Linked DNA regions of Homo sapiens: all the other regions are linked to region 4. Evidence: read pairs that join two places in POLR2A ChIA-PET (ENCODE). Cell type or tissue: HepG2. All regions are shown on one strand. Each heading gives the region's core, and the rest is flanking DNA. Links, peaks and the distances in the headings are about the cores only.

The links. ChIA-PET counts read pairs that join two places held together with the same protein. Peaks named below come from ENCODE experiments on the same cell type or tissue, not always from the same donor. Only the 100,000 strongest peaks of a DNase experiment are listed, where the experiment ranks them.
Region 1: POLR2A ChIA-PET joins it to region 4 with 10 read pairs; 16 of 35 experiments call an interaction of 5 or more read pairs at or near these places.
Region 2: POLR2A ChIA-PET joins it to region 4 with 23 read pairs; 15 of 35 experiments call an interaction of 5 or more read pairs at or near these places.
Region 3: POLR2A ChIA-PET joins it to region 4 with 14 read pairs; 17 of 35 experiments call an interaction of 5 or more read pairs at or near these places.
Region 5: POLR2A ChIA-PET joins it to region 4 with 14 read pairs; 6 of 35 experiments call an interaction of 5 or more read pairs at or near these places.
Region 6: POLR2A ChIA-PET joins it to region 4 with 39 read pairs; 16 of 35 experiments call an interaction of 5 or more read pairs at or near these places.

What each region holds. Positions count from the first base shown.
Region 1 is chr17:42,846,287-42,851,089 of GRCh38, reverse strand. AOC2 (amine oxidase copper containing 2) reads right to left here. Exons shown (of 4, transcript NM_009590.4): 2 at 1,719-2,004; 3 at 1,360-1,489; 4 at 383-1,008. The coding sequence ends at 742. Among named protein-coding and RNA genes, the nearest start is that of AOC3, 2.5 kb to the left of the region's middle. In HepG2, for the core only: no CTCF peak of the experiment used is centred there; no DNase peak of the experiment used is centred there.
Region 2 is chr17:42,853,585-42,858,387 of GRCh38, reverse strand. AOC3 (amine oxidase copper containing 3) reads right to left here. Exons shown (of 4, transcript NM_003734.4): 2 at 3,655-3,940; 3 at 2,815-2,944; 4 at 264-2,113. The coding sequence ends at 1,838. Among named protein-coding and RNA genes, the nearest start is that of AOC3, 4.8 kb to the right of the region's middle. In HepG2, for the core only: no CTCF peak of the experiment used is centred there; DNase peaks (open chromatin) are centred at 2,917 and 3,927; H3K4me3 peaks cover 2,267 bases.
Region 3 is chr17:42,831,090-42,835,892 of GRCh38, reverse strand. PSME3 (proteasome activator subunit 3) reads right to left here and starts at 2,496. Exons shown (of 11, transcript NM_005789.4): 1 at 2,220-2,496; 2 at 1,517-1,549; 3 at 1,316-1,378; 4 at 1,017-1,121. The coding sequence starts at 2,261. RefSeq lists an enhancer at 2,679-2,848. In HepG2, for the core only: no CTCF peak of the experiment used is centred there; DNase peaks (open chromatin) are centred at 2,502 and 3,482; H3K4me3 peaks cover 2,881 bases.
Region 4 is chr17:42,927,116-42,931,918 of GRCh38, reverse strand. No RefSeq gene overlaps it. Among named protein-coding and RNA genes, the nearest start is that of G6PC1, 29 kb to the right of the region's middle. RefSeq lists enhancers at 2,855-3,004, 2,894-3,470. In HepG2, for the core only: a CTCF peak has its summit at 2,489; a DNase peak (open chromatin) is centred at 2,538; H3K4me3 peaks cover 474 bases.
Region 5 is chr17:42,864,701-42,869,503 of GRCh38, reverse strand. It overlaps the pseudogene AOC4P. Among named protein-coding and RNA genes, the nearest start is that of AOC3, 16 kb to the right of the region's middle. In HepG2, for the core only: no CTCF peak of the experiment used is centred there; DNase peaks (open chromatin) are centred at 2,503 and 3,753; H3K4me3 peaks cover 569 bases.
Region 6 is chr17:42,840,945-42,845,747 of GRCh38, reverse strand. It overlaps PSME3 (proteasome activator subunit 3), which reads right to left. Exons shown (of 11, transcript NM_005789.4): 11 at 1,988-4,250. The coding sequence ends at 4,170. It overlaps AOC2 (amine oxidase copper containing 2), which reads right to left and starts at 1,168. Exons shown (of 4, transcript NM_009590.4): 1 at 1-1,168. The coding sequence starts at 1,121. In HepG2, for the core only: a CTCF peak has its summit at 2,193 (motif pointing left); a DNase peak (open chromatin) is centred at 2,207.

The DNA of each region.
Region 1 (4,803 bases), core at 380-4,379, 81 kb after region 4:
AGCCTCCAAATCACTCTACTTTCTGGGTCAGGGTTGGAGTTGGGGAGAGTTGGGGCTAGGGGGAAGGGGAAGGAAAATTTCAAGATAATGCAGCACTGGGAAGGAGCAGGATCTGTGCAGAGCAGCCTCTCCTGACCTCAGCCCAGCTTCTTCCCCAGTCCCCCACTTAGTCAGGGCCAGATATTTTCCTGTAACTTCAAACTATCGTTTTCCTTCCAAAGACCCCCACCCCCTGCCCCTTTAGCTTTCCAAATGACATTCCTTGGCCAGGTCTATCCCCCTTGCCCTCTGGCCCCCAGCGCTAATTTCCCTGGCCAGACTCCTTAGTATTCTCCAGAGGACTCTAGATACTTAACAGGTCAAACAATAAATTCAAGTAAAATTCCTCTAATACTTTTTATTATAAATTACATACAACATCTGTTTTACAAAATTCTATCTACTCTTCCTTTTGAATGCACATGCATAAAGAGATGTCTGATGTAATGTGACCACCTATTTCTGAGTAGTAGGATTTGTGATATTTTTCTTTGAATATTTAAAAATCATTTTTATAATTTAACACTTTAGAGATGAACAGGAAGTAAGAATTAACCAAAGGGACTGATGGGGGTTTCGTGTGAGAGGAACATTGAGGGGGTGGGAATCTGGGGAGCAGGTGTGATAAAAACACGGAGAATAGAAAGTAGAAACAGGGAAAAGTACATGTGCCTAACCACGCCGCCCGCCACACCCTCAGGACTAGAAGCCGTGGTAAGAGAAAGGGGGTAAGTCCGGGACACAGGCTGCCAGGTCGGGGAGGCAGGCCACAGGATTGATGCTGCAGAGCCCAGCATCCTGGCCCTTCTCAAAGTAGACACTGCCAGGGGAGAAGATGGAGGGGTCCTCATCAAAGAAGTTATAGGGTCGGAGCAAGAAGCCAACTCTGTTCCCCAGAGTCACTGTGTTTGGGATGTCCTCGGCATGGGGAATGTGCAGGAAGCTGGCTGTGACCCAAGCCACCAGATCCTGCAAGAAGAAGGAGGAGCTGGAGGACTATGGAAGCGTGACCCAAAGAACCACCCTTCAGTCACAATCCCAGCCTCCAGTCTCAGCCTGGCTTCCACTCTCCCCAGCCTCATGCCCATACAACACGTGGAGCAATCCATGTAAGCAGCTGTGCGGGGAGAGGGGGGAGCCAGTGTCCCAGAGCTAATCTCACCCCAGGAGGGATGACCTGTGTTGGTCATCAGAAAACTCCATGGCCTCTGAATCTGCGAACTGGAAATCAGCCATTCCCTCTAACCTTTGGCCAGAGGCTGGGCAGCCAAGATGCCATGCCCACAGGTGTCCCTTTCCTATGTCCCTAGGGCAACCAACCTCTCCTAAGAGGGTTTCATTGTTGATGAAGTCAGCAAAGGTAACTGTGGGTGTCCAGATGTCATTCTGGTGATAGATGCTACTGCTCTGTGACTCCTCCTCCTTTCTCTGGGTCACCACAAGCTGGTATCTGGCCAGGAATCATAAGAAGGTGGTTTTGGGAAATGTCAAGTGCCTTTACTGGCCCAGGAGTCCCTTAGATCCGATTCTGTGTGAGACCATTTCCCACCGTGTATCTAACTTGGGTTTGAGGGGAGGTACAGGGATGAATGGTAGCCGTGGGAAGGGAGTTTGTCTCCAAGGACTGGGGCAGGGGAGGGGCTGTCCTTTCCTTCCACCCAGGCCAGGGCCCTCCTCACCTCCCCCAGCTGAGGGCCCTCTCCATGTCACTCTCCAGGGGTATGTGTATGCCAAGGGGGCTGTGGATCTGGATTCGGTACCCGCGCTGGTGACCCCACGCATTAGTCTGGTTGCTAGCCAGGTAGAGGTAGCGGGGTAGGGGGCTTCCCAAGGAAAAAGCTGTCAGGTCCTCCTTTCCCAGGACCTGCCGAGTCAGCTGTGGGCGCTGTAGCCAGTGCTCCGGGTTCCAGGGGGCAGCCACAGGTTTAAACACCACGTCTTCAGCTACCACCCAGTTTTTCAGCCCTGCCAGGGGGAGGGAAAGGAGATGAGTTCCACACCAGGTAAGGTCTCTGGGCCAGGTCCCTGTCTTCCCCATGATGTCCACTGCACTGGTGTGACAAAAGGCAGAGAGAGCATCAGAGCACACTGTGCTGGGAGCCAGGAGGTCTGGGCAAGAGCAAGCTCCTATCTTCTTCCAACTTGCCCTATCCGATAGGGTAACCACTAGCCACACGTGGCTATGAAAATTAAAACTTAGGGCCAGCTGAGGTGGCTCACACCTGCAATCCCAGCACTTTGGGAGGCTGAGGCGGGTGGATCATGTGAGCCCAGGAGTTTGAGACCAGCCTGTGCAACGTGGTGAAACCCTGACTCTACAAACAATAAAAAAATCAGCCAGGCATGGTGGTACATGCCTGTGGTCCCAGTTACTTGGGAAGCTGGGGTAGGAGGATTGCTTGAGCCCAGTAGGTTGTGGCTGCAATGAGCTGAGGTCACACCACTGCACTCTAGCCTGGGCAACAGAGCAAGACTCTGTCTAAAATATATATATATATATATATGTATATATATATATATATATATTCAGTTCCTCTGTCACACTAGCCACACTTGAAGTGCCCAGTTGCCACACATGGCTAGTGACTATTGTTTAGAGCCACAGCTCAAATACGGAATATTTCTATCACTACAGAAAGTTCTATTAGCACTGGACTACCAAACAGTCCCTGGACCAATTTGCTTCTCTGATTCACTTTCTGAATCCCTACACTGGGCATAATTAAAGCTGTTCTATGGCTGTGCCCAATAAACAGAAAAGCACTTGCAGCTGACTAGTGACATTCTTTTAACTATGAAAGGGATAATGATATTTGTCTTGGAGAAGCTAGCTGAAAAACTGACTCCTGAGCCGGGTGTGGCAGCTTGCAACTCAGGAGGCTGGTGGCAGGGTGATGCAGATCCCTTGAACCCAGGTGCTGGACACCAGCTGGGGTAACGGAATGAAACACTGCCTCTTAAAAAAAAAAAAAAAAAAAAAAAAAAGGCCGGGCATGGTAGCTCACAGCACTTTGGGAAGCCGAGGCGAGTGGATCACTTGAGACCGGGAGTTCAAGATGAGCCTGGCCAACATGGTGAAACCCCATCTCTACTTAAATAAATAAATAATTTAAAAAAATTAGCCAGGTGTGGTGGTGTGCTACTCTGGAGGCCGAGACACAAGAATCGCTTGAACCTGGGAGGTGGAGGTTGCGGTGAACTGAGATTGCACCACCGTGCTCCAGCCTGGGCAACAGAGTGAGACTCTGTCTTCAAAAAAAAAAAAAAAGCTGGGCGTGGTAGTGTATGCCTGTCATCCCAGCTACTAAGGAGGCTGAGGCAGGAGGATTGCTTGAGCCCAGGAGGTCAGGGCTGCAGTAACCTGTGATTGCACCGCTGCACTCCAGCCTGGGTGACAGTGAGACACTGCCTCAAAAAAAGAAAACCCAATCCCTTCCCATGGTCCCCTGCATACTCCTCCCAGCTCTGAGACTTCACTTTTGATCTCAGCAAGGTGGGAAGTACTGTCAGTGTTTTTCAGAAGCAAGCACATTCATACCTTTGTCTGGGAGTTCCTTGGAATTCTACAGCATCCATAACCTGCACTGCCTAACTCAGCACTTGGTCATACACTTTCTGCAGGTCTGGACTGTAAGTTCAACGAGACCTATATGAAGGTACCTGGCACGGGAGGCACTGCACTGAAGCTGGTGCCTCTGCAGCCATCCTGTGAGCTGGTGCCTGACACAGCCTCTCTGGCCCACAGCAGCAGCCCATGCTGCACACGCTAGGGGTCCAATAAATGTTACTTCCCAAAACAAGCCTCTTTAATGCCAAAGATGCTGAAGAAAAACTTCCAATCAGAAGACAAGTCAAAATCCAAGTATGTCAAAGAGTAATCTAGTTAATATGATCATTTCAATCATGCTATTAGTCCTTCCTACCCTCCACACCACTGCGAACACAAGTGCAAGTGCATGCACAGAGACACACGCAGGCACGCACGTGCCATGTCTTTAGACTTGAGGATAAGAAAACATTTCACAAGAAATACTAGTTTATGTTGCATTATACTTGGGCAGTCATTTCCTGTCCCATCTCCCGCCACCCTCCTTAGTTTCCCTTAAAATGGAGAGGGTCTGGTGAGTTTCTAATTTTCTTTGTGGATCAGTGTGTGAGTCTGTAAGTTCCTTTCTGTCCTTGACAAAGTCTGTCAGGAACAGCAAGTCCTCTGTGTGCTTTGAGCCCTTTGTGCTTGAGAAATCTCTTTCCATACTTGCAGCAAGCTGTGTGCCTGCCATGAGTCAACTGTGATGACAGGAATGGGATGGCCCTCCCGATGAGGAGTGGCCCTATCCTGGGGAGCAACCCCAGCTTTGCTACCCTCTCCTTCCTAAGCCCCAGGTCGACCCCCACCCTGAAGACTCTGGACAGACTTCTTCCGACCTCGGCTCAGGACCCTGCCCTCCCCACCCCTACTGACCCTCAGAATTAGGAAGAAGCAAAGTGCTCCAACTCCAGCCCCATTGGGCCAGTTCACCCACCCAGTGTCACTTGAGGCTAAGGCAATCATGCCCAGCCATTACATTTAAACTAGTTTCACAATCATAGCAAGTCAGAGGGGCTGGGCGGGGGAACTCTTTTCACCTTTTACCAGATACCCAGTAGCCCAGTACCAGACTCACTGCACTGAATATGCTCAAACAGTCCCTGCCCTGTTGCCACTAGAGCTGTGGTGTTGGAACACCCTGCTCTTGCCACTTGTTATTTCAGCTTGACCTGGGA
Region 2 (4,803 bases), core at 578-4,577, 74 kb after region 4:
CATTGAGAGAGAGAGAAGACAGGAGAGAGGGAAAGGGTGGGGTGTGTGTGTGTCAGGGAATTAACCGAGGTTTAACATTTCCTCAAAGATGTACAAGCATGAGAAGGCAAAAGGAGTTACTAGAGGCCACACCTGCTTCTCTGGATCTCAAGAACTGGAGAAAATTTCATCCCTGGTCCCATTCCTTAACCCACTTTACCCTACCCCCAACCTGTTCCCCACCAAAAAAAAAAGTGTCAGTAAAAAAAAAAAGTCAATTCCTGTTTGGGCCCATTTATTGTTTATTTTGAATAGGTAATACAGTCACATGGTTCAAAATTCAAAATGTACAAAAGGGTGTAAGTGTTAAGACCCTTCCCTCTCCTGTCCTCAACCTACTGGTTCCCCTCCCAAAAGTAATCAGTGTTACCCATTTATTCTGAATAGGCATACATAAGCAATTATGTGTTTATATTCTACTCCTTTCTGAAACACAAATGGGAAGTGCGCTATACACATTTCTGTGGCTTGCCTTTTTCACCTGAAGATTATTACATATTAGTATATAAAGACATACAATTATTTTTTAGCTGCATACTATTGTATTGTAAGGCTGTATCAGAATTGATTTAACCAGTCCTTTAGAGAAAAAAGTTTCTGTTGTTTCTCATCTCTTGCTATTTCTTTGTCCCCATCCCCAATCCAGACCTCAGGAGGGACAGCAGTGATGGGAATGGAGCCCAAGCCTGGACCAGGCCAGGCCCTGCCCCACCCAGGCCAGGCCCCTCCCCACTAGGCCAGACCCCCACCTCACCCAGGGCCCAGCTCATTCGCATGCCTGAATGTGATTGGACAGCCCCTCCTGGCTGGGTGGCTGGAGTTGTAGGGGCTTTGGCTTCTCATCTTTGATGCCCACCCTTTGTTTCCACTCCAGCCTCCCAAACAGGCTGTTGCAGAATACAGAGCCCTGGTACAAAATGGCCATTCTTCATTATCATTGCACCCCCAAATCACTTGAAATGCTAACTTGAGCTGCTGCTGTCACGATGACCATCCTCCTCTATAGAGAGCATGAGGCAGGCAGACACAAATGCACAGAAGCAGCTGTCCTGAAACACACCCAGCCCCAGGACAGGGGTAGGAGCAACTCCTACTCCCAATAAGCAACAGACACAAGGGAACGACACACAGGGATTGGCCACTCTGATTAGGGGTCCCGTGACCTTGAGACTTCCATAGGGCTGGAGAGGAGACGGAACTTGACTGAAAACTGAGGGCTGGGGGAGTACCAGGGGCTGGGACATAGGGATATCCCCTCAGGATTCGGGAGAAATTGCAGGATAGAAGAGAAGGCAGGAACAGGAGGAGGAGGAGGAAGTAGGTGAGAGAGAGGAAGACGAGAAGGAAAGGACCTGGATGAGAGGGAATGTGAGCAGAAGCATCCTTTCCAGCTCAGCTATGGACTTGCAGGACTGGCAACCCTACTCTGGGGTCTCCAGGGAATAGCCCCCTTTTAGAGTCCTTGGAGGTGGCCTAAAAAGATTCGGGAAAGCCAGACAGCAACAAAGGGAACCATCTAGGGAAGCCCTCGGCCACGGCTCCAGGCTGGGCCATGCCTGGCCTCTGTGGATGAGAACTCAGTACAGCTGGCATCAACAAGGTTCAGTGTCCCCTGTGTCAGGCATCACAGGGTCAGGAGGCTCCTGGCTCAGAGGCGGATGCGAGGGAGGGTAGTGGAAGAAAGAGAGTCCTGGCACAGGAAAGAGGGAACCAGGCTGCCGGCCCAGTGCCCAGCTGCTCCCCATCCCTCACACCCTGGCCCTGGAGCCCTTGGCCACATGCCCCATCCCAGGACCGCCTAGTTGTGAGAGAAGCCCCCGTGGGAGAAGGCAGGGAGGTCGGGGGCACAGGCAGCAGCCTGGGGCAGGCAAGCTAGGGGGTTGACCTCGCAGGCCCCAGCATCCTGGTCCCCTCGGAAGTAGATGGAGTCGGCAGAGTAGAAGGAGGGGTCTTCGTCAAAGAAGTTATAGGGTCGGAGGAAGAAGCCCACGCCGTTCCCCACAGTCACTGTGTTAGGAATGTCCTCTGCATGTGGGATATGCAGAAAACCAGCTGTCACCCAGGCCACCAAATCCTAGCAGGGGAGAAGAAAGAGGATCACGAGGTCTGGCTTTGCTGAGGACATGCCCTGGTAGGGATTCAGCTCACCAGCCCAAGGATCATGAGTCTTTAAACATTTTTTCCTGCTGGGTAGGAGTCAAAGCATAAGTAGTCCATTTCATATTAGGAACACCTGCTTCCCTGTCCCTGGCTTGCAGCCTCCATCTCTGACATTTCCCATCATATCGCCCATTGCCTATCTACCCCCAGAGGGTGACACCCACAGGCTACTTCAGCTCCTCTTCCCCTAACTCTCCAAGAGTTCCCCACAACTGAGGAAAGAAGGGTGGAGGAAAAAGAACCAGCGCTTGGGAAGCAGAACCAGGCCAACATTGTGAAATTCATCAAGTCAGGAATGGGAGAAGCTTCAGATACAGGAGATGTCATTTTCCCTGGTAACTTCCATCCCTCCTGAGTCCTGGAGCCTGGAAAGGACTCAGTCCATGAAACTGGAACTAAGAGGGCTCTAAGATCTCAAGGACAGGCCCAGGGCCTCACTCAGTGTCTGCATATGGACACCCAGCTCAGGAAGGTTCCCTCAAAGGATAATGATCAGATATACTGAAGTGCAGAAGGCAGGAATCAGCACCACCCCTGAGAAGTGCAGGTGGTTTTCAGGGACCCTCCCAAGAGAAAGCAAGGCTCATCCTGTACCCTCTACCCCGGCCAGCTGACCTTTCCAGCAATGGTCTCATTGTTGATGAAGTCACTGAAATCCACAGTGGGGGCCCAAGGGTCATTCTGATTGAAAACGCTGCTGCTACTGGGCTCCTCCTCCTTCCGCTGGGTCACAGCCAGCTGGTACCTAGGGAGGCACTGGTCAGGCCTCCATGGCCATTGACCCCATCCTGCTGCCTGATTATGATGAAAGGGAACTGAGTGCTCAGAGCTCAGCTTCCCCAATTGCAGTCACACAACTGACTCGGCGCTACAGAATCCCCGACGTCACCCTAAGGGGGGTCAAGTCCTCCTGTTTATCCCCAGCCATTTAACAGTACAACCCCTCTCCCATCCAAAACAGAAGAGAGTTCTCACTCCTGGGCTTTAGCCTCCAAGGGGAAAATGTGCCCATCATGGTTTCTTTGGATAACTAGAAAAACCTTTGGCCAGGCATTGTGGCTCATGCCTGTAATCACAGCACTTTGGGAGACCAAGGAGGGTGGATCATGAGGTCAGGAGTTCGAGACCAGCCTGGCCAACATGGTGAAACCCTATCTCTACTAAAAATACAAAAATTAGCCATGTGTGGTGGCGTGCACCTGTAATCCCAGCTACTGGGGAGGCTGAGGCAGGAGAATCGCTTGAAACTGGGAGGCGGAGGATGCAGTGAGATTGCTCCACTGCACTCCGGCCTGGGCAACAGAGCAAAACTCCATCTCAAAAAAAAAAAAAAAAAAGGAAAAGAAAAGCCTTCCTGAGAGAGCTCTCCCCTCACCTACAGTGTGAGCTGAGTGTCCGCCAACACTCCTTTCCCACTCTCACTGCCCCCCTCCTCTCTGACTGCCCGCCACTCACCTCTCCCAGCTGAAGCCTCTCGCCATGGAGCTGTTTTGGGGCAGCGGCTCTCCAGCAAAGCTGAGCATCTGGATGCGGTAGCCCCGGGGGTGACCCCACTTGTTGCTGTGGTTGCTGGCCAGGTACAGGTAGCGAGGGGTGGCGCTTCCCACGAGGAAGGCGGCCTGCTCCTCCATCTCCAGCAGCTTCCGGGTCACCTGCAGCCTCTGCAGCTGGTGCTCAGGGCTCCAGGGCACAGCCATGGGGACAAAGACCATATCCTCGGCCCAGACCCAGTTCTCCAGTCCTGCTCAGGGTGGGATAGGGGAGGGCCTGTCAGGCAACTGCCCTGGCCCCTCTGGACTCTGCCCCCATCTGGCTTCAGAGTGGGGGCCAAAGAGCAGCCCAGAACTGAGTGTGCCCCTCCTTCTCTTCCCTCTCCCCAGGATACCTCCAATCCTTTAGCCAAAGCTGTTGACCTGTAAATTAAAATACTTCATCAGGGAGTTCATTCCATTTCACTCATTCATTCTTTCAACATTCATTAGCAGAGAGGACTGTACTCGTCCCTGGGGATAGAGATGAATGATCATCCTTACCCTCTTGCTTTCCACGCAGACAGACAAACCACTGACTGGCCTGTCCTGTGAGAGGAGCATGGCCTAGGCAACTTCCGGATCACAGGAATACAGTTGCAGGCAGGAAAAGGGGGCCCTTCCGGGCAACTTTTCAGCCTGGCCTTAAAGGACATTACCAGAAAAGATGATATGGAAGGACATTCTAAGCAGAGACAAAGCATAAGCAAACAGGAGGATGCCTGACTGTAACATGTGAAGTGCGTGTCCAGGGACATGGAGAATTTGGGTGTAGCTGTGCAGAGCACAGCAAGGCAGGGTGGAGCTGCACCGTGAAGGAAAGAGTTTTGAGGGGGTTCTGCAGACAGGATCCCACAGGTGATGACGAAAGTGAGAGCTGAGTAAAGGGCAGGCTGGTGTGGATGGGAGGCCCTCTGGGTGCAGAGTGGCTCTTGGCTCTGAGAGCAACAAGAGCAAAAACAGCAGAGAGAGGGCTGGCACCTGCACGGCATGACAGTCTGACCTGCCGAGATACTGCAGGTGCAAAACAGAAACAAAACAAAATAAAACAAAACCAAAAAAAAACACCTGGTGA
Region 3 (4,803 bases), core at 505-4,504, 96 kb after region 4:
ACTAGGTGTTAGAGATGCAAAGCAAAGATAGCAATTGCAGTTACATAGCGAGAACTGCATATCCCATAACACTACTCAAGACATGCAAACAAATATAAGCAAAGTCTTGTTCAGAGCCATGGGAAAAACCAGGTAACCTGATGAAGCTAGTTCTCTTTTTTTTTTTTTGAGACAGAGTCTCGCTCTGTCGCCCAGGCTGGAGTACAGTGGCGCAATCTCAGCTCACTGCAAGCTCCGCCTCCTGGGTTCATGCCATTCTCCTGCCTCAGCCTCCGAAGTAGCTGGGACTACAGGGGCCCACAACCACACCCAGTTAATTTTTTGTATTTTCAGTAGAGACAGGGTTTCACGGTGTTAGCCAGGATGGTCTTGATCTCCTGACCTCATGATCCGTCCACGTCGGCCTCCCAAAGTGCTGGGATTACAGGCGTGAGCCAAGGTGCCTGGCCTAAGCTAGTTCTCTTTTATTTGAAACTCACTCTAACACTGACAGTAGCATTAGCACATTCACTTCACGTCGTAAATGAAACTGAGGGTCTAAAAGGAATATACTGGAGTCCCCGTGCAGTGACTCACGCCTGTAATCCCAGCACTTTGGGACGCTGAGGCGGGTGGATTACTTGAGCTCAGGAGTTTGAGACCGGCCTGGGCAACATGGTGAAACCCCATCTCTACAAAAAATACAAAAATCAGTGGGCATGGTGGTGGACTCCTGTAGTCCCAGCTACCTGCGAGGCTGAGGAGGAAGGATCGCTTGAGTTCGGGAGGTCAAGGCTGCAGTGAGCAGCATTCCCGCCACTACACTCCAGCTTGGGCAAAAAAAGTGACACCCTTTCTCAAAAATAAATAAATAAATAAGAAATAAAAGAACTATACTAGAGTCATCATGTCTGTAACAGAGTCCTAGTTCCCAGATCCAAATCCCACTGTTCCCTCTGTACATCTTAAACTGACAAGGAAACAGAGGACAGAGGACCTACTGCTCAAGAACACAAAGATAAATATAGGACACTTACACCATCCAGTCCATCATGGCTATTGGTGAGAAGAATGGGGTCAGGGACTGGGAGATTCATGTCAGAGTGGATCTGAGTTAGGTCATGGATGTTTAAGATTGGTTCCTGAAAGACACCCACCCCAAAACATTAATCTTTTCAAGCTGAACAAAGAAGTATTTGATTTGAAGAGCAAGAAATGAAAGTGCTTTTACAGTTTAAAAAAATAAAAAGAAGAAGAATCAACAGTTTATCCCAGTTGACAGTAATACCAGGGCCAAAAAAATTGGGGAATTTGAGGAAAGAATAGGGTCTCTCACCTTCAGAAAACTATCAAGTTCTAATAACTTCTTTGGGAAAAAATTTGCCACCAAGTCTTCTGCCTAAGGAAGAGGGAAAATACAGCTGAATTAATATCTGTGGGAAGGTCTCTCTCTCTCTCTCTCTCTCTCTCTCTCTCCAGGTATCTCCTCTTTGGGAAATTCTCAACCAACAACCATTTTTCTATTTATTTCACTCACCTCACTTGTGATCCGCTCCCTGAAAGAATCAACCTAAAATTAACAAAGAGAGCAATTCAGTACCTGGGGACAGAGGTAAGAGCAGGATGGAGAATCCCAATCCAACTGTCTTTCCCTCACCTTGTAACTGTAATAAGAAGCTGAGAGGCCCCCAGACTGCAAATACTTTATTTTTTTGAGGATCCATTTTTCCATCTCAGAAGAACGCAGGGCTTTGAGGACAGCACCTGCCTGTCTCCTCTGTCCTCCCCCTTCCCTCCCTTCCTCCTGTGTCTGAAGCTGTCTGAATTTGATAAGCAGACAAAAGACAGGTAGTTAGGGAAGATGTGAGCTCACAAACGTGCCAACCCCCACCCAGACCTAGTCTATGATACTAGGCAGGCCAGCCGCCAAGGGCAGGGGCAGTGTCCAGGGACGTTGTTGGGCTGGGGGATTACCAGCTGTCACGGGCCTAAAGCCCTGAGTCCAACACGTGTCCGCGGAGGTGTCCCCGGGACTCTCCATCATCAGACGCGGTACAGAAAGCCATCCTATATTTTCCTCTCCCGCGAAGCCGACCCCGGGAGTTGGGGGCTGGGCTGAGCCGAGCGGAAGCTCAGAGCTGGTATCCCCAGGGAGACAAAGACGCCATGGGGAGTAGGAAGCCGGTCAGACTGCTGGGGGATCAAAGCGAGGGGCAAAAAGGCCGGACCGGTGCCGCTACCTTGAGCTTCACTTCCTGATCCACCTTCAGCAACGAGGCCATGGCCGGGCCGGGCCGTGTCCGATCCTCTGGACACCGGAGGCGCTGTGGACTCCAGGGAGGGGGCCGGAGGGACCTGAGAAATCTCGGCTGACCTCGGGACCCGACCGCCCTTGCTGGCTTACTCACTGCTCGCTCGCTCCCTCCCTCTGTGCCGTCCGCCCGCCCGCCGGCAGCCTGCTGCCTGCTTGCTCTCTCGCTCGCCCTCCCGGCTTTCGCCGCTCACGCCGGAAACTGCGTCACAGCCAATCGCCGAGACTCCTGCGAGGCTGTGCACGTGCGCTGCGCAGCCGCGATGAGGCATGGCTTTGGACGCTCCCAGCGGGGTTCACACTGCCGGGGTCAAGTGTCGGGTAGGGGTAAAGTAAAAAGGAGAGCTGTGGGGAATGGTGCGCTGAGAACTGAGCCTCCGAGAGACTCGGAAACGGTGCGGCCCTCTCTGTTGTCCCGGAACTCGCCTTCACCGAAGGGACCTTCTCAGCCGCTGCACTCCCGGGGACAACGCCGTCGCGCCCCAGTGACGTAGGCTCGGGGAAGTCGGGGACCCGGGTACTGGGTTCGGGGGTGTAGTCCCTGATTCCCGCTGCCTCTGCCCGTTTGCCGAGGCTCAAGTGTTTAGGCTAGAGCGAAAAAGACAAGCGCCGTTGTACCAAGCTTTCCTGGTACATTTCCCTGCCAACTGATTCTCGTAAGCTTCCAGACCTCAAAGATCAACTACCTAATTGGCAAATTGATCCCCAGAGTAGGGTAGGGCTTGTCCAAGGCGTTTCCAGTACATCCTGAGCCAGAACCCAGATCTCCTAACTTCTACGGCAGTGCTGTATCTATTTGCCTAGTGGAAGCATGAGACTATACCTCTTCATGCACCCATTCATTCGATCTCTCTCTCTCGACATTGGATATATCATTCAATAAAATGGGGCAGGGCACTGTGTCAGATTCTAGAAATATGTGAGTCACATATGTAGGTTGAAATCTTCTAGTAGCCACAATTAAAAAGTAAAACAAGTGAAAATTTTAGTCATACATTTAACCCAGTTTATACAAGTATTTCAACATGTAATCAACATTTAAAAATCGAGATCTTATGCATTCTTTTCTCATACCAAGTCTTCAAAATCCAGTGCGTATTTTACACTTAACTGCACATCTCAATAAGGCAACACCACATTTGTAGTACAGTGCTCAGTAGCCACATGTGGCTGCTGGCTTCTGTATTGAAGAGCACAGCTCTGGGAAATCAAAGGCAAACAAGATTCAAGGTCGCTGGTCCCATGGGGCATAATATTGGAAAAACACCAGAAAGTAAACTGACAAGGTAACTGCAAAATTTGATAAATGTTAGGGAAAAAGTGGATGACATAGAAAATACGAGAGATCTATTTTAGATCGAATGGCCAAGGAAGGCCTCTGAACAGGCAAGCTGTGATCTAAAGGATATAAAGAGGTTAGCATGGAAAGAGTGAGAAGAGCCTTGAGAGGTATAAGGGCAGCTCAGGCAAATGCTCTAGGGAAGGAAAGAGATTGTCTTGAAGACAAAGACTAGTGAGCTGAGGGTGAGGAGGGTTGTTAGTAAACAATCTAGATTAAGTGCAAAAGGAGGTCATCAGATTTGTATTTTGGGGTCGCTCTTGCTGTTGAACATTTATCCTAGGCTGGCCTCTCTACTAAGTGCTAGGAAAATGAGGGGAATACACAATTAAATGGAGTAAAGCACAGAAGACTGACTATGGCCTTTGGGATCAGAGACCTGGGCTTCAAATCCCACCTCAGCTCCTTACTAACTGGAATCTTGGGCAAATTATTGAAATGCTGAGTCTCGATTCCCTCATCTGTAAGATGGAATTTTAATAATTAGTAATAAATAATAGTATGTAATTTTGTAGTGTTGTGAATATTAGAAATAATATATGTAAAACAATTAGCACAGTGCTTAGACACAAAATAAATAGTAGCCACTGTCAGGTAAGTAAGTGATCTGTTAATGCTTAGCATGAAGAGGTTACTCCTTAAATTACAGTAATTATTTCCATTCCTGCTTTCAAGCTCAAAGTCCTTTTCAGCTTATAGAAGGCCACATATAACATCATGCTCTATCAGTTTTCCCCCTTTTACATGTTTTCTGTTAACACATTTCCCTGGGAACTTTTGAGATCCGATTTGAAACTTCAGGAATTATTTCCCACATTTACTCCATTCTATTTTAAGTATGCCACTATTCTTATTCCAGTCAGAATTTATAACATCAACTGGAAAAGCTAATATGTTTGTGCCTGTTAAAATATGCTTTGTTCTCAAATAATTATGTTTTGTCTCCTTCAAGTAGGTTATAAGACAGATACACATTCTCTTTATTTCCCTTCCTCCTCCCCATCCAAGTGTTTAATATAATACTCCATTCATTTGTTTATTCAGTGAACAACTGGAGAGTACCACTACACTTAACAATAACTATTCATTTCTGGGTGCTTACAAGTCACATGTGATCACTGATGACTGGTCTAATTTTAAATTCATGTCCCAAAATCTCAAATGAGTGCACAAC
Region 4 (4,803 bases), core at 217-4,216:
TTTTTTTTTTTTTTTGAGATGGAGTTTCACTCTTGTTGCCCAGGCTGGAGTGCAATGGTGCGATCTCGGCTCACTGCAATCTCTGCCTCCCAGGTTCAAGTGATTCTTCTGTCTCAGTCCCCGAGTAACTGGGATTACAGGCATGTGCCACCATGCCCAGCTAATTTTTGTATTTTTAGTAGAGACGGGGTTTCATCACATTGGTCGGTCTGGTCTTGAACTCCTGACCTCAGGTGATCAGCCCACCTTGGCCTCCCAAAGTGCTGGGATTACAGGCGTGAGCCACCACGCCCGGCCTACTTCTTTTTTCAAAATGTTAGCTTCAGTTATTTGTTTCTTTTGTAATTTCGTATTTTTGTGTTTTTTTGTAGAGATAGAGTCTCCCTATATTGCCCAGGCAGGTCTTGAACTCCTGGGCTCAAGTGATCCTCCTGCCTCAGCCTCCCAAAGTGCTGGGATTACACATGCGAGCCACTGTGCCTTGGCCCTCAGTTATTTCTGGATGATGAGATTGGAGTGATTTTTAGTTTCATCTTTATACTTTTCAGTAGTTTCCAACATTTCTGAATGAAATGATCTTCTTTGTAATTCATTTGTGTGATACTTTTCTAATGACAAAAAGCAAGATAAAGAGCCAGGTATGGTGACGTGCACCTACGTAATCCTAGCTGCTCAGGAGGCTGTGGCAGGAGGATCACTCAAGCCCAGGAGTTCGAGAGCAACCTGAGCATCATAACAAGACTCTGTCTCAACAAAAAAAATTAAGTTAAAATACTCTGTCAGAGCAATAAAGACCTTAAACTTCCCAAATGTCAACTCAGTAAAACAACAACAAAGTTCCCTGAGACTCTCTCAGTTATGATTTTACTCCCGAAGCAGTCACTGTCTTGGAAGGATGACTGGCTCTCAGGAGGCTGCCTCAAACGATGCATGTGAAATTCATGTAGGCTTCCAGTGTGTGTGTATGTGTGTTTTGGGGTTGTGTTTCCTGCTGTTTATAACAGGAGGATAGTCTGGTCAACCAGAACAAGGAGACCAAGCCAACAGACATCACCATCAGCAAAGGGACGGTATAATGGCGGTTGGCAAGGCAAATGAGGGCTAGTAAAGGAAATGCAATTATAGTGAGGGTGAAGATTAAATCTCTATGCAGGAATATTGCAGATAAAATAAATGAAAACAATTATATCTTTTTTTTCTTTTATAGAGAGGGGGTTGCGGTATGTTACCCAGGCTGGTCCTGAACTCTGGGTCTCAAGCAATTCTCCCGTCTTGCCTTCTAGTGTTGGGATTGCAGGCATGAGCCACCGGGCCTGGCCTGAAAATATTTTATATTGAATAAAAAATTACAACATAGAGTTCAATTGGAAACATTATTGTGAACCCATAAGCTTTAAGAGAAATATAATTTCCTGGCTCTGACCCTAAAATACAGTTCATTAACAGCATTTCTTTTTCTTTTTCTTTTTTCTTTTTTTGAAATGGAGTCTCGCTCTGTTGCCAGGCTGGACTGTAGTGGCTCAATCTTGGCTCACTGAACCTCTGCCTCCCAGGTTCAAGTGATTCTCCTCCCTCAGCCTCCTGAGTAGCTGGGATTATAGGCATCTGCCTAATTTTTGTATTTTTAGTAGAGATGGGGTTTCACCATAATGGCCAAGCTGGTCTTGAGCTCCTGACCTCATGATCCACCTGCCTCAGCCTCCCAAAGTACTGGGATTACAGGCGTGAGCCACCATGCCCTGGCCACAGCATTTCTTTTCCTTCTTCTTTTTTTTTTTTTCCTTTTTGAGATGAAGTCTCTCTCTGTTGCCCAGGCTGGAGTGCAGTGGCATGATCTCAGCTCACTGCAACCTCCGCCTCCTGGGTTCAAGCAATTCTCCTGGCTCAGCCTCCTGAGTAGCTGGGATTACAGGCACACACCACCACGCCCAGCTAATTTTTTGTATTTTTAGTAGATATGGGGTTTCCCCATGTTGGCCAGGCTGGTCTCGAACTCCTGACCTCAGGTGATCCTCCTGCCTCAGCCTTCCAAAGTGTTGGGATTACAGGCTAGGCCACTGCACCTAGCCCATTAACAGCATTTCTTCTGCTAACCTCCCACTCTCGTGCACCCATCAAAAGGAAATGAGACTTCTTAGTGGGTGGCTGATTCTGTGTCTTGGAACAAGGAAAATTTGGAATGGGCCTAGAACACAAGGATTTTAGGCCAGCAATGGTAGAAGGATAAGGAAGCCACTGTCCAAATTGCAACAATTTGACATCAAAAAAGGAACATAGTAATTATGTTTATTTATAATTGACAATTATGATTAAAATAAGTTCAGTGTGTGAAAGACCTCAAAATAAAAAAAAGTTGATATATGATTTTCTGATATATGACATATGATTTTTCTCTGCTTTTATGATATTTGAAGCATCATAAAGGGGACGCGGAGCTGGAGTGTCACAGGGGCTGAGGCAATGTAATTGGTTAAGCCACCAGTAGGGTGTGTGATCACCAACAAAAAGAAAAAGTCCTACACTGAAAGCCCATGGGGTTGAAGCAGGATTTGGTTCACGCTAGAACTTCTGAGAGTCAGTGTGTATCTTGATAAACAGCAACAGAGCTTAGTCATGAGTTCCCTGTAACTGGCTGCTCAGAGAGTTTGCTCCCCACCTCCTGGGGAGAACTTACCTGGGAAGAGGCCAATGTTTCTATCTAAGCCTGTCCCGTCCTCTGAGTTTCCAACCTTCTAATTTCACGTTGGGAGTGCCTCCGAACATGTTTTTGCTGAGTCATTTGTGGAGCTCTAGAATTGTTGAACCTATCATTTGTTTTCCAAGTTAGGGGCAAACAGTAATATATTGCTCATTTATTATTCAACCAAGATATCTGGAGTCCTCCTCATGTGTTAGGCCAGGGCTAGGCACAGGGTTTAAGTGCAAGAGTGAGCAAAGCAGGCATGGAGCTGCACTCATGGGGCCTAGTCTAGTGGGGAAGACGGACATGATCCAAATAATCACAAAGTGACGTTTGGTAGAGAGCAAAGTAAAAGGGGTGCTTTGGCAGGCCCAGAAGAGGAACTTGATCATGACTCATGGTGGGTGGGCAGGGAGGCTTCCTTGAGAAAGTGATACCAATGTGGAGGACTGAATTATGTGAAGAGGCAGAAGAGTGTTCTAAGAAGGGGGGTGTGTAAAAGCCCAAGCTCGGAGGAGGGCTGGAGTGTGTTGCATTGGAGGAACCAAGATGACATTGGCTGTGCTTTGTGGAATGAGGTGAAGGAGACCAGGTGAGGTGCGGTAGACAAGGTCCAGCTGAGGTAAGCTTTCAGAGGCCATATAAAGATTTTTTTTTTTTTGGTAAGAGCATTATTGAGATATAATTCACACACCACAAAATTCACACATTTAAAATGCACAATTTGGTAGCCAGTTGAGGTAGCTCATGCCTGTAATCCCAGCACTTTGGGAAGCAGAGACAGGTGGATCACTTGAGGCCAGGAGTTCAAGACCAGCCTGGCCAACATACTGAAACCCCGTCTCTACTAAAAATACAATTAGTTGGGTATGGTGGCACATGCCTGTAATCCCAGCTACTTGGGAGGCTGAGGCAGGAGAATCACTTGAATCCAGGAGGTGGAGGTTGCAGTGAGCTGAGATTGCGCCACTGCACTCCAGTCTGGGGCAACAGAGAGAGACTCCATCTCAAAAAGAAAAAAAAAAGAAAAGAAAAGAAAAGAAATGCTGTGGCTGGGGTGCGGTGGCTCACACCTGTAATCCCAGCACTTTGGGAGGCCAAGGTGGGTGGATCACTTGAAGTCAGGAGTTTGAGACCAGCCTGGCCAACATTGTGAAACGCCATCTCTACTAAAAATATAAAAATTAGCCTGGTGTGGTGGTGGGTGCCTGTAATCCCAGCTACTCGGGAGGCTGAGGCAGGAGAATTGATTGAACCTGGGAGGCGGAAGTTGCAGTGACCTGAGATCACACCATTGCACTCCAGCCTGGGGGATGAGAGCAAAACTCTGTCTCAAAAAAATAAAATAAAATAAATAAATAATGTACAATTCAGCCGGGCATGGTGGCTCATGCCTATAATCCCAGCACTTTGGGAAGCCAAGGTGGGAGGATTGCTTGAGGCCAGGAGTTTGAGATCAGCCTGAGCAACACAGTGCAACTTCATCTCTATGAAAAATTAAAAAGTTACCCAGGCATTGTGGTATCTACCTGTATTCCCAACTACTCTGGAGGCTAAGTTGGGAGGATCTCTTGAGCCCAGGAGGTTGAGGCTGCAGTGAGCTATGACCATGCCACCGTGCTCCAGCCTGGGTAATAGAGTGAGACTCTCTCAAAAAAAAAAAAAAAAAAGAAAGAAATTAAAAAAAGAAAAAAATACAATTCATTGGTTTTTAGTATATTCACAGAGTTGTACATAACCACAGTCAATTTGAGAACATTTTCGTCACCCTAAAAAAAAAACCCTGCAGCCTTCAGCAGTCACTCTCCATTTCCCCCAAACATCTAGCCTTAGGCAACCACCAATCTACTTTCTGTCTCTATGGATTTGCCGATTCTGGACATTTCTATAAATGGAATTATATGGTATGTGATCTTTTGTGCCTTGCTTCTTTCACTTAGTATAATGTTTTCAAGGTTCATCCACACTCTAGCATGTATTCATACTTCATTCCTTCCATGGCCAAATAATATTGCACTCTATGGCTAGGCTATATTTTGTTTATTTATCATTAGTTGATGGACATTCAGGTTGTTTCTGCTTTTTAGCTATTATGAATAATCCTGCTCTGAATATTCATGTAC
Region 5 (4,803 bases), core at 365-4,364, 63 kb after region 4:
AAACCATCTGAGAGCAACAATGTTGTTTCTTTTGTTAAATTGCATAGTTGGGTGCTTGGCACAAGTGTGCATTCATACATTTTTGTTGCTTGCTTGAATAATGTTGTTATATGAAAAAACAGAAGTGGCAAAACGTAGGTACATTATGATAACATTTGAATATAGAAATCTAAATACTTATATCAATATATCATATTTATACATAGTATACAATATAATAAATTCTATAATCACAGAGGTAATTTTTTAAAGCATGGAATACTTTTTTTTTTTGAGACAAAGTCTTGTTCAGTCACGCAGGATGGAGTGCAGTGGCTCAATCTCAGCTCACTGCAACCTCTGACTCCCAGATTCAAGTGATTCTCCTGCCTCAGCCTCCCGAGTAGCTAGGATTACAGCATACCCATGCCCAGCTAATTTTTGTATTTTTAGTACAGACAGGATTTCGCCATGTTGGCCAGGCTGGTTTTGAACTCCTGACCTCAAGTGATCCACCCCCCTCAGTCTCCCAAAGTGTTGGGCTTACAGGCATAAGCTACTGCTCCCAGCCCAACGAAAACTTTTAAAGCTAGGCATGGAGACTTCAGCTCACCCCTCCAGCACTTTTGCCTCTGCCAGGATGCCTTACCTGCTACATCCAGGTCCACCTTGAAGTGGGCGCTGTGGGTGTGGACCGTGCCCAGGGTGTGCTCTGAAACTTTGTTTCCATACCTCTGGGCAGCACCAAAGGGGAATGCTGAGCTGATGTAGCCGGTGGTGTGGAGTCTGATTTCTATGGCCCCATTAGGGTGGAAGACCATATCCCACACATAGTCATAGTTGAGCATAGTAGACACAGATCTGATGACCAGCACCGTTTCCGCAAGGCCCCCAAAGTAGTGGGAGTAGAGATCTGAGTGGTGTCGCCGCAGGGGGAGGCCCTGGTTCTGTTCAAATATACAAAAGGCATCGCGTATTGTCTTGGCGGCCTGGGACTCAAAAAGGAAGTGCCAGTCCACGTAGGTGGCCAGGTAGGGGCAGTCCACCCCATGGGTCAGGGGCGTGGAGAAGTGGCCCAAGCCAAAGCCACTATCTATGTACCGGCTTCGTAGAGCAGAAGGAGAATTGCCTCCATAGATGGCCAAGGCCGCCTGGACACTGACTTCATAGGCCACCCTCTCCCCTTGGAAGGGAACGTCAAAGATCCTTGGGCCACTGAATGCTCCGAGGCCAAAGGAGAAAGTCCACAGTGAGGAGGCCACTCGACTTCCCTGGACACTGAAGCGGGGGCCTTGGGGATGGAACTGCAGAGGGGGAGCTGGACCCGGGGGCACAGGGGACTTCAGGGACCAGGACCCACCTGTGCCATTGTCTGGGATCAGCACCACATTCACCAGGCCGGCCTCAAACTGGGCCTCCAGCTGGGCCAGGCTGTCATAGTAGCGGCCTTGATAGAACACCTTCTGGATAGTCCAGCGGGCAGGGTCAAGGGCCTTGTGGTTCACTAGCAGCTCCAAGCCCACGTGGTGCAGGAAGAACCCAGCGCCCGAGATGTTGTAGTAGAGGCCAAACTAGGTGGCCCGGTCCCCTGATTGCAGACCACGGGGAGCCGTGGTCATTGTCACCAGGTTCCGTCCCCGGCGCTTGTAGAAGCAACAGTGATGGAGAAGCCCAGAAGCCTGGGGCAGCTCTCTGTCGAAGATCATCTGGTCTATGTCCAGGTACTCTTGGAACAACATGGGGCGTCGGTGATAGGGCAGGGGGCCTCCATGACGCTCCACAGTCACGTCCCGCATGTAGGAGGGGTGAGGCAGTGGCCCCACCACCAGCTCACTCACGTTGGGCTGGGGTTGCCTGCCAAAGAAGACGATGGCCAGTGCCTCCCGGGCAGGTGGGGGGCTCCCCCTGTCCAAGTGAGCCAGGGCTGCAGCCTTGGGAGGCAGCTGCAACTCCACTGAGAAGACACAGTTGTCCGAGGGCTGGGCCTGGGCTGCATCCACCAGCCCTGGCCCCAGCTGCTGGGTCAGAAAGCGCATCACAGCCGTCAGCTCCTCTCGGCTCAGGTCTGCAAACAGCTGGCTCTGGCCAGGGTGTGTCCAAGGCTGGGCACTGGGAGATACGGAGGGGCAATGGGGAAGCTGGTTCAGCTTACATTCCCTCTCACCTCCTTTCTCACTCCCAGCCCCACCTTCACCCATGCCTGTCACCAGAACACTAAACAGGGACAAAATAATGAAGACAGCCATAGCTAAAGCTCCTGGGTCGTCTTCAGGCTCTTGGTTCTGAATGCAGAATACAAAATAGACAATGATAAACAGATAGAGAGGACCTGGGTGCAGGATGTTTCTCACAGCCTCTGGAGGGTCCTGGTGTGGTGCTGCTGGTCAAGAGGAATGATGGATATTGTGAAAAACCCCAAGGGCAGAGGGGTCAGGGGTGGAGCTAGAGGTGACTAGGAATCAGGTCGTGTTAAGGAGGTGGGGCAGAGTTAAACTTTGATTTTAAATGACCCACGTAAGCCTCTGTCCTCCTGTTCCAAATCAAACAACGTACTCAGGGTCAGGGTCAATGAACCAAGTAGGCAGAGAGGTGTGTTTTGGAGATAAGAGCTAGCAAGGTGCAAGAGGAAGTGGGGGGCGCCGACTGTCCTGCGGCTCTCCTTTCTTTTCCCTCCAGGTGGAACTTTTCTCCTGGCTGCAAGGCTGCAAGGGAAAATCACCTGGCCACACCTCCACAGCCAGATTCCCTCCTTCCCTCCTCTAGTTTTTGATGTCCTCCAGGCTCTGCCTCCCACCTCTCTCTCCTGCCTCCATCCATCCACTAGAATCCTAGCAGCAGCCTGAGGGAAGCCTGAGGGTAATGATGAGAAAGCAAAGCATCTAGCAGGGAGCTGGGGGGCTGAGAGGCTGAGCCAGGTCAGCTTTGTGGAGGCCCCAAGTGCCCTAAGTCACTGTAGGGGAGTGTGCAGGGTGCAGAACAAGCTAGAAGCTGCCTGGTTCATTGGGGTGGGGGTGAGTGTGGGGGCAGGAACCAGAGTATAACCGAGACCTTCATGCCTCCCCTTGTACTGGACTGAGGGATAGGCCAGGGCAGAGGTCAGGTGGGGCTGGGAAACTGGCTGTGGACTTATCTCGGGCCTGAAAATCCTTTTCCAAAATGGTGCCGACATGGAGAGTGAAGCCACCTCTGTCCTTCACAGCCAATGGCTGAGCGGCTTCTTTTCCAGGTGACAAACATGTGGAAAGCCACTGTCATTTGGGCAGCCAGGTCCTGAGGGGAACTGGAAGAGACTGAGGGTTCCAGAAGGGGGATGTGCTTCCCTCGTGTACCTGGGGAAGAATCCTCTCCAACCTGGACACATCTAGGAAGACTTCTCAGGAAGAGATGTTCGAGCCGACCTTGAAGATGATGCATTCACCTGGCAGAGAAGAGGAAGGATATTCCAGCAAAGGCACAGAAACCTGAAACAGCTCAGCACAAGCAGGGAACAGCCAAGGATCAGCCTATTTGGTGGGAGTTGGGGAGGAGGGGAGTAAGCAGAGGAGGTAAGATCATGAAGACGCGTGGCGCATGTTTTCAGCAAGGTAGTCATTGCAGAAAGACAGTGAGACAGACACCTGGAAACCTAGACCAGGTCATTGACCCTGACCCTGAGTGCGTTGTTTTATTTGGAACAGGAGGACGGAGGCTTATGTGGGTCATTTAAAGTCAAAGTTTAACTCTGCCCCACCTCCTGAACACGACCTGATTCCTAGTCCCCTCTAGCTCCACCCCCGACCCCTCTGCCCTTGGGTTTTTCACAATATCCATCATTCCTCTTGACTGGCAGCACCACACAGAGACCAGGACCCTCCAGATAAATCAACACCAGAAGGGTCAGGCTATCCAGAAATGTTTATGCCATTGGTTGTATTTTGATAAGGAAACTTGCCTGGTTTTCCTGCCTCTTGTTCTTTTATTTGACTTTATTTTTTTTGAGACAGTCTTGCTCTGTTGCCCAGGCTGGAGTGCAATGGTGCAATCTCAGCTCACTACAAGCTCCGTCTCCCAGGTTCAAGCAATTTTCCTGCCTCAGCCTGCAGAGTAGTTGGGATTACAGGCGTATGCCACCACACCCGGCTACTTTTTGTATCTTTATTTTATTTTATTTTAGATGGAGTCTTGCTCTGTCGTCCAGGCTGGAGTGCAGTGGCTCAATCTCAGCTCACTGCAACCTCCACCTCTCGGGTTCAAGCAATTCTCCTGCCTCAGCCTCCCAAGTAGCTGGGATTACAGACGCGAGTCACCACACCTGACTAATTTTGTATTTTTAATAGAGATGGAGTTTCACCATGTGGCCAGGCTGGTCTCAAACTCCTGACCCCAAGTGATCCACCCGCCTCAGCCTCCCAAAGTGCTGGGATTACAGGCGTAGCCACCGAGCCCGGCCTCTTGTTATTTAAAGCTGTAGAAGTAGTGGGGCTCATTTCAAGGCTGTAAGAAAAGTAGGGCTCCCCTTTCCTGCGGGATGGAATTTCAATATAACAACTCCTCCCTCCAGGCATGTGAGCCCTTCTTGTCCTCAGGGAAACCAAGAACCACATTTTCTCTTGCTGATCTGGTTTTTATGCTCTGTAGAAGCTCTTCATGAAAAAAACTGTTTTAAAAAAAGTTGGTTTTTTTTGTTTTGTTTTGTTTTGTTTTGTTTTTGAGACATGGTCTCGCTCTGTCACCCAGGCTAGCGTGCATGGAGTGCAGTGATGTCATATATAGCTCACAGCAGCCTCAAATTCCTGGGCTCAAGCAGTCTTCCCGCTGCAGCCTCTCTAAGCTCTTGGATTACAG
Region 6 (4,803 bases), core at 588-4,587, 87 kb after region 4:
ATCGTCTTGGGTGAATCGGCACCATAGATAGATACACACTCCTGGACACTGACTTCATAGGCTATTCGCTCACCCTGGAACCGAACATCAAAAATCCTCAGGCCGCTGAACACCCCATGGCCAAAGGTAAATGACCAGAGGGAGGATACCACCAGGTTTCCTTGCACACTGTACTGGGAACCCTGGGGCGAGAACTGAAGAGGGGGAAGAGGACCTGGAGAGTTCCGAGACCTCAGGGATGAAGCTCCATTTGGTGGAGGTAGAGGGACTCTAACCACTTCCAACCGGCCAGACTTAAACTCCCGTTCCAACTGGCCCAAGTCTGCATAGTAGTGCCCAAGGTAGAAGACCTGCTGGACAGTCCAGTGGGCAGGGTCCAGGGCCCTGTGGTCCAGTAGTAGCTCCAGCCCCACGGGGTGAAGGAAAAGACCAACCCCTGAGATGTTATGGTAGAGGGCCATCCAGGTAGCTCGGTCCCCTGAGCGCAAGCCCCGAGGGGTGGCATGCACAGCTGCCAGGGTAGAGCCATTGTAGTTGAAGGTGGACGACAGGAAGATGGGTGCCTTGGGTAGCTCCACCTCTTTCAGATGCCTCCACATCTGTGTAAACTCAGCTCTCAGCACCGGGCGACGGTGATAGGGCAGGGGCCCGCCGTGACGCTCCACAGTCACATCCCGCATGTACGAGGGGTGAGGCAGCGGCCCCACCACCAGCTCACTCACATTGGGTTGGGGTTGTCCACCAAAGAGGACGATGGCCAGTGCCTCCCGGGCAGGTGGGGGGCTCCCCCTGTCCAGGTGGGCCAGGGCTGCAGCCTTGGGGGGCAGCTGCAGCTCCACTGAGAAGATGCAGTTGTCCGAGGGCTGAGCCTGGGCTGCGTCCACCAGCCCTGGCCCCAGCCGCTGGGTCAGAAAGCGCATCACAGCTGTCAACTCCTCTCGGCTCAGGTCTGCAAACAGCTGGCTCTGGCCAGGGTGTGGCCAGGGCTGGGCCCTATGGGATACAGAGGGGCAGTGGGGAGGCTGGCTGGAACCACCTGGGCTGGTCAGCAAAACATAGGCCAGGGCAAAGATGGTAATGAGGGACAGTGCCAGGAACGCCAGGACTATCTTGAGATGCATGGTGGATGCTGAGAGCTGAAATCAGAATTCTAACAGCTGCTCCTTCCAGTTACTGACATCAAGTCGGGGTTTATATTCGCTAGGATGGATAGGAAGGGAGAAAACTCCACCCCATGGGTTGGGCAGGAAATTTCTGACCTTGATTTATGTAATTCTGTTCCAATTTTCTGTCCTGTGGTTTGGCCCAGGGCACTGCTTCCACATGCATAGCCTCTTCCTTGCCCCTGAACTCCCACTGGTAGCAGTCAGTACCAACTACTGATTTCCATCATTTAGACCAGATGAAAGGGAATCTGGGTTAACGATGCTAACCTCCAGTTTCCACCTGGAATGGGTCTCAGGAAGAGTACAAACCTCAGATGCCCAATTAAGTTCTGCAGCCTGCATGCAAGCACTAAGCTGTCCATTTTCCTACCTCCTGGCAGGAACTGCATCCCAACAGCTCCAGGATTCACTGCCATGTTCAGCAGTAAGCACTGAATTCTACTTGTTGCCTAATGCCAAGCCCTTGATTTGTAGTCAGGCCATTTCCAACCAGTGGAGTGGCTGAGGGCCTGGGCTTAGTAATCAGGTTTGTCCACCAATCCCAGTTCCCTCAGCTGTGTAACCTTAGCGGAAATACTTATCCTGAGTCTCAGTGTCCTCATCTGTAACAAATAGATACAACTATCCTATAGATTCCTGAAGATTAAATGTGATCATGCACATTAGGTACTTAACAGCCTGGCACAGGGGAGGCACTCACAAACCGCTAGCTTTTGGTAGTCATCTCTGAAACAGAACAGAGCAGCTGCTCCTCCATTGTTCAAGACCTTAAACTCTTTTTACAGAGACAACGAGGGGATCATTGGAAACCAGAAGGCTACTTGCAAGGTGGAAGATGAGGAAACTTTATTTCAGAGGGAGATAGATTCCTAGGCAGCCCTCCAAGTAATTTGAAAACCAAAACTAGGAGTCTCCTCAAGAAACTGAAGACATTATTCAGGAAGAATTAGTATAAGGTAAAGAAAATGACTGGGTAGGACGCGCCTTGAACCAGTTCATTCCTTACACATGGAACGATAGCAGCCTCTACTGGCAGTTCATGGGTATCACTCGGGAAGGAAGGAACTAGGATCTTCTGAAAGTAGGGAGAGAAGGCAGCTTAGGTCTGGGAAGAGCTAACTTTCCCATAATTCAGACTGAACACAAATGAAGCACCCAACCTTGCTCAGTAGGCAGAAGCCTCAGTCTTTCCACTATACTGGGGAAAAGATTCAGCTCAACTGGCATAAGGACACACAACAGGGTGGCTAGGTGTCCATGGAGGTGGGTGTCCAAGCGTGCACACATATGAGCATGAGTACATCCCTAGCCACCAGAGCATTGCACCAGGGTCTGCGGCTTTAGAAAGAGGTCAAAGTACCTGTATTTTTAATAATTTCTTGACATGGTAAAAGAATTTTACATTACGATCCATGGGTGATAGGGTGAGGAGGAGGGGCAGTGGAACAGTCCAACAAACGAAACGGGAAACTGAGAAACACATGGAGGGAAGGGGGAAGGGTTTTAGCTGGAAGGGATCTGGAGGGTGGGTGGGAGCACTGCCCAACTAAAATGCAATTGGTTTGTTACTGAGTACTATTCGTGGGAAGACAGCATCCTGACTCCCTCTCTACAGAATATTGGGAGTAAAAATGATGCATCCCCGGTGGAAATATTATTGGGGGTTGGAAGACAGAGACAGGAAAAATAAGTCAGAAACAGACACTAAGAGTCACTGGCAGGCTGACTGCAGGTATCAACTCTCCAGCCGTGGTAGAATAAAAGAGCTAGGGGCTGAAGGGGATTAACACAAAAGCTGTTAACAATTAAGTGATATCTCTGGAAGATTCGAGAGACAGGAGGCAACTCTTCTATAGTTTTGACTTGCCCAGCACATTTCCACATACACAAATGTGTATATGCACGTGTGTGCATGCACATACACATACACACCAATGATTGCTTTCCCCGGAAGCCCGACACTATAAATAAAGAGAAATAGTTCCCAAAAGGAAAGCCCAACATGAGCAGCAGCATCTGGACCTCACACTTGCAGAAACCTTCACCCCAACTGAAAACTGGCTGGGAAAAGGCAACCAGGAGTCAAGCTCTTGCAATAATGCCAAAAAGGGCTGAGTCAGAGAGGAACAGGCTTTCCCCAAGCCCTCTGCTTCTCATCTCTCTGTTCTCCACCAACTCACCCTGGGTACCAAGAGGCTACAGTATCAGGAGGGAGGACGGGCCCAGGACGTTTGTCTGGGTAGATGACAACTAAGACAACTGTCACCTCCTGAAAGGTATGTGACAGGGGTTGTGGAGAGGGAGGGTATGTTAGCTAATGGAGTAGGAGTCTGTGTGTGCATGTCTGTATGGGCGTATACATGCATACACATATGTGCATGTGAAAACGCCCATTATAAAAACAACTGAAGGAGCTTCGGAATTGACTGAAGGCCTAAGGTATTTCTTGTCACGATCAAGATTCAAAGTGGGATGTACACAGATGGGAAGCCCTAAGTCATCACCAGGGCAACTGTGGGAGGATCCAATGCCCCACAGAGGAAAGAAACAGTAACCTCATGTGAGGAAGAGAAGTTCGTCCCCCCGCCACCCTAGTTCCTAAAAAACACCTAGCACTTTCCTTCCGGTTCCCTCAGCTTTTAACCAACTAATTATCAAACGGAAGAAAACATAAAGCGCAAGACACAGGAGGGAGAGAGGGGGAGAATGAAAACACAGGTATTTTTGTGCCAACATCCTGCACACACAAACCTGGAGTTCTCCAGAAATTACGACAGGTTGGGTGTGGGGTATTAGGGAAGGAAATAGAAGAGTTCCTGAGGCCTGAAAAAAGAGGTAAACACATCACAGAACTAGATGAGAGTTTCATTAGACTCTAACTAAAAACAGAGAGGTGTGATTACTATTTCCAGCCAGTTTCCCCATCACGATAGTCATGTAACAAACCAAGGCAATGTCGGTCTTGAGCCAGACTCACAGAGTCCCCTGGCCCTGGCCCTGGCCTCAGTACAGAGTCTCTGCATTGCTGCTCCGGGGCCGTTTGATCTTCTCGATATTTTTCAGGATCATGTCATGTAGAGTGACCTGAGAGAAGAGGGATCAGGGGAATCACATATCTGTACAACCCTTACCTCATCAAGAAAATGAGAGACCCCTTCACAAATCCCCAAGCAATCATCTGCATACGGTAAGTCCTTAATGTCATCAATAGGTTCTTAGCAACTGCGACTTGAAGGAAATTAAAGTACAGCAGGTAAGCAAATCAAGTACAGAAGGTCCTCAAATAACCTGGTTTCAAATAACATCATTTTGTTCGATGTCATTTTGTTACAATGTTAATGAAAAAAAAACTTGGTTTTGATATACATCATTTTTAAAGTCGCAGTTTCTAAGAACCTATGGACAACATTAAGTGAAGACTTACTGTATTTTTTTTTTTTTTTTTTTTTGAGACACGGTCTTGCTCTATCGCTCAGGCTGGAGTGCAATGGCGCGATCTCGGCTGACTGCAACCTCCGCCTCCCAGGTTCATGCCATTCTCCTGCCTCAGCCACCTGAGTAGCTGGGACTACAGGCGCCTGCCACCACACCCGGCTAATTTTTTTTATTTTTAGTACAGATGGGGTTTCACCATGTT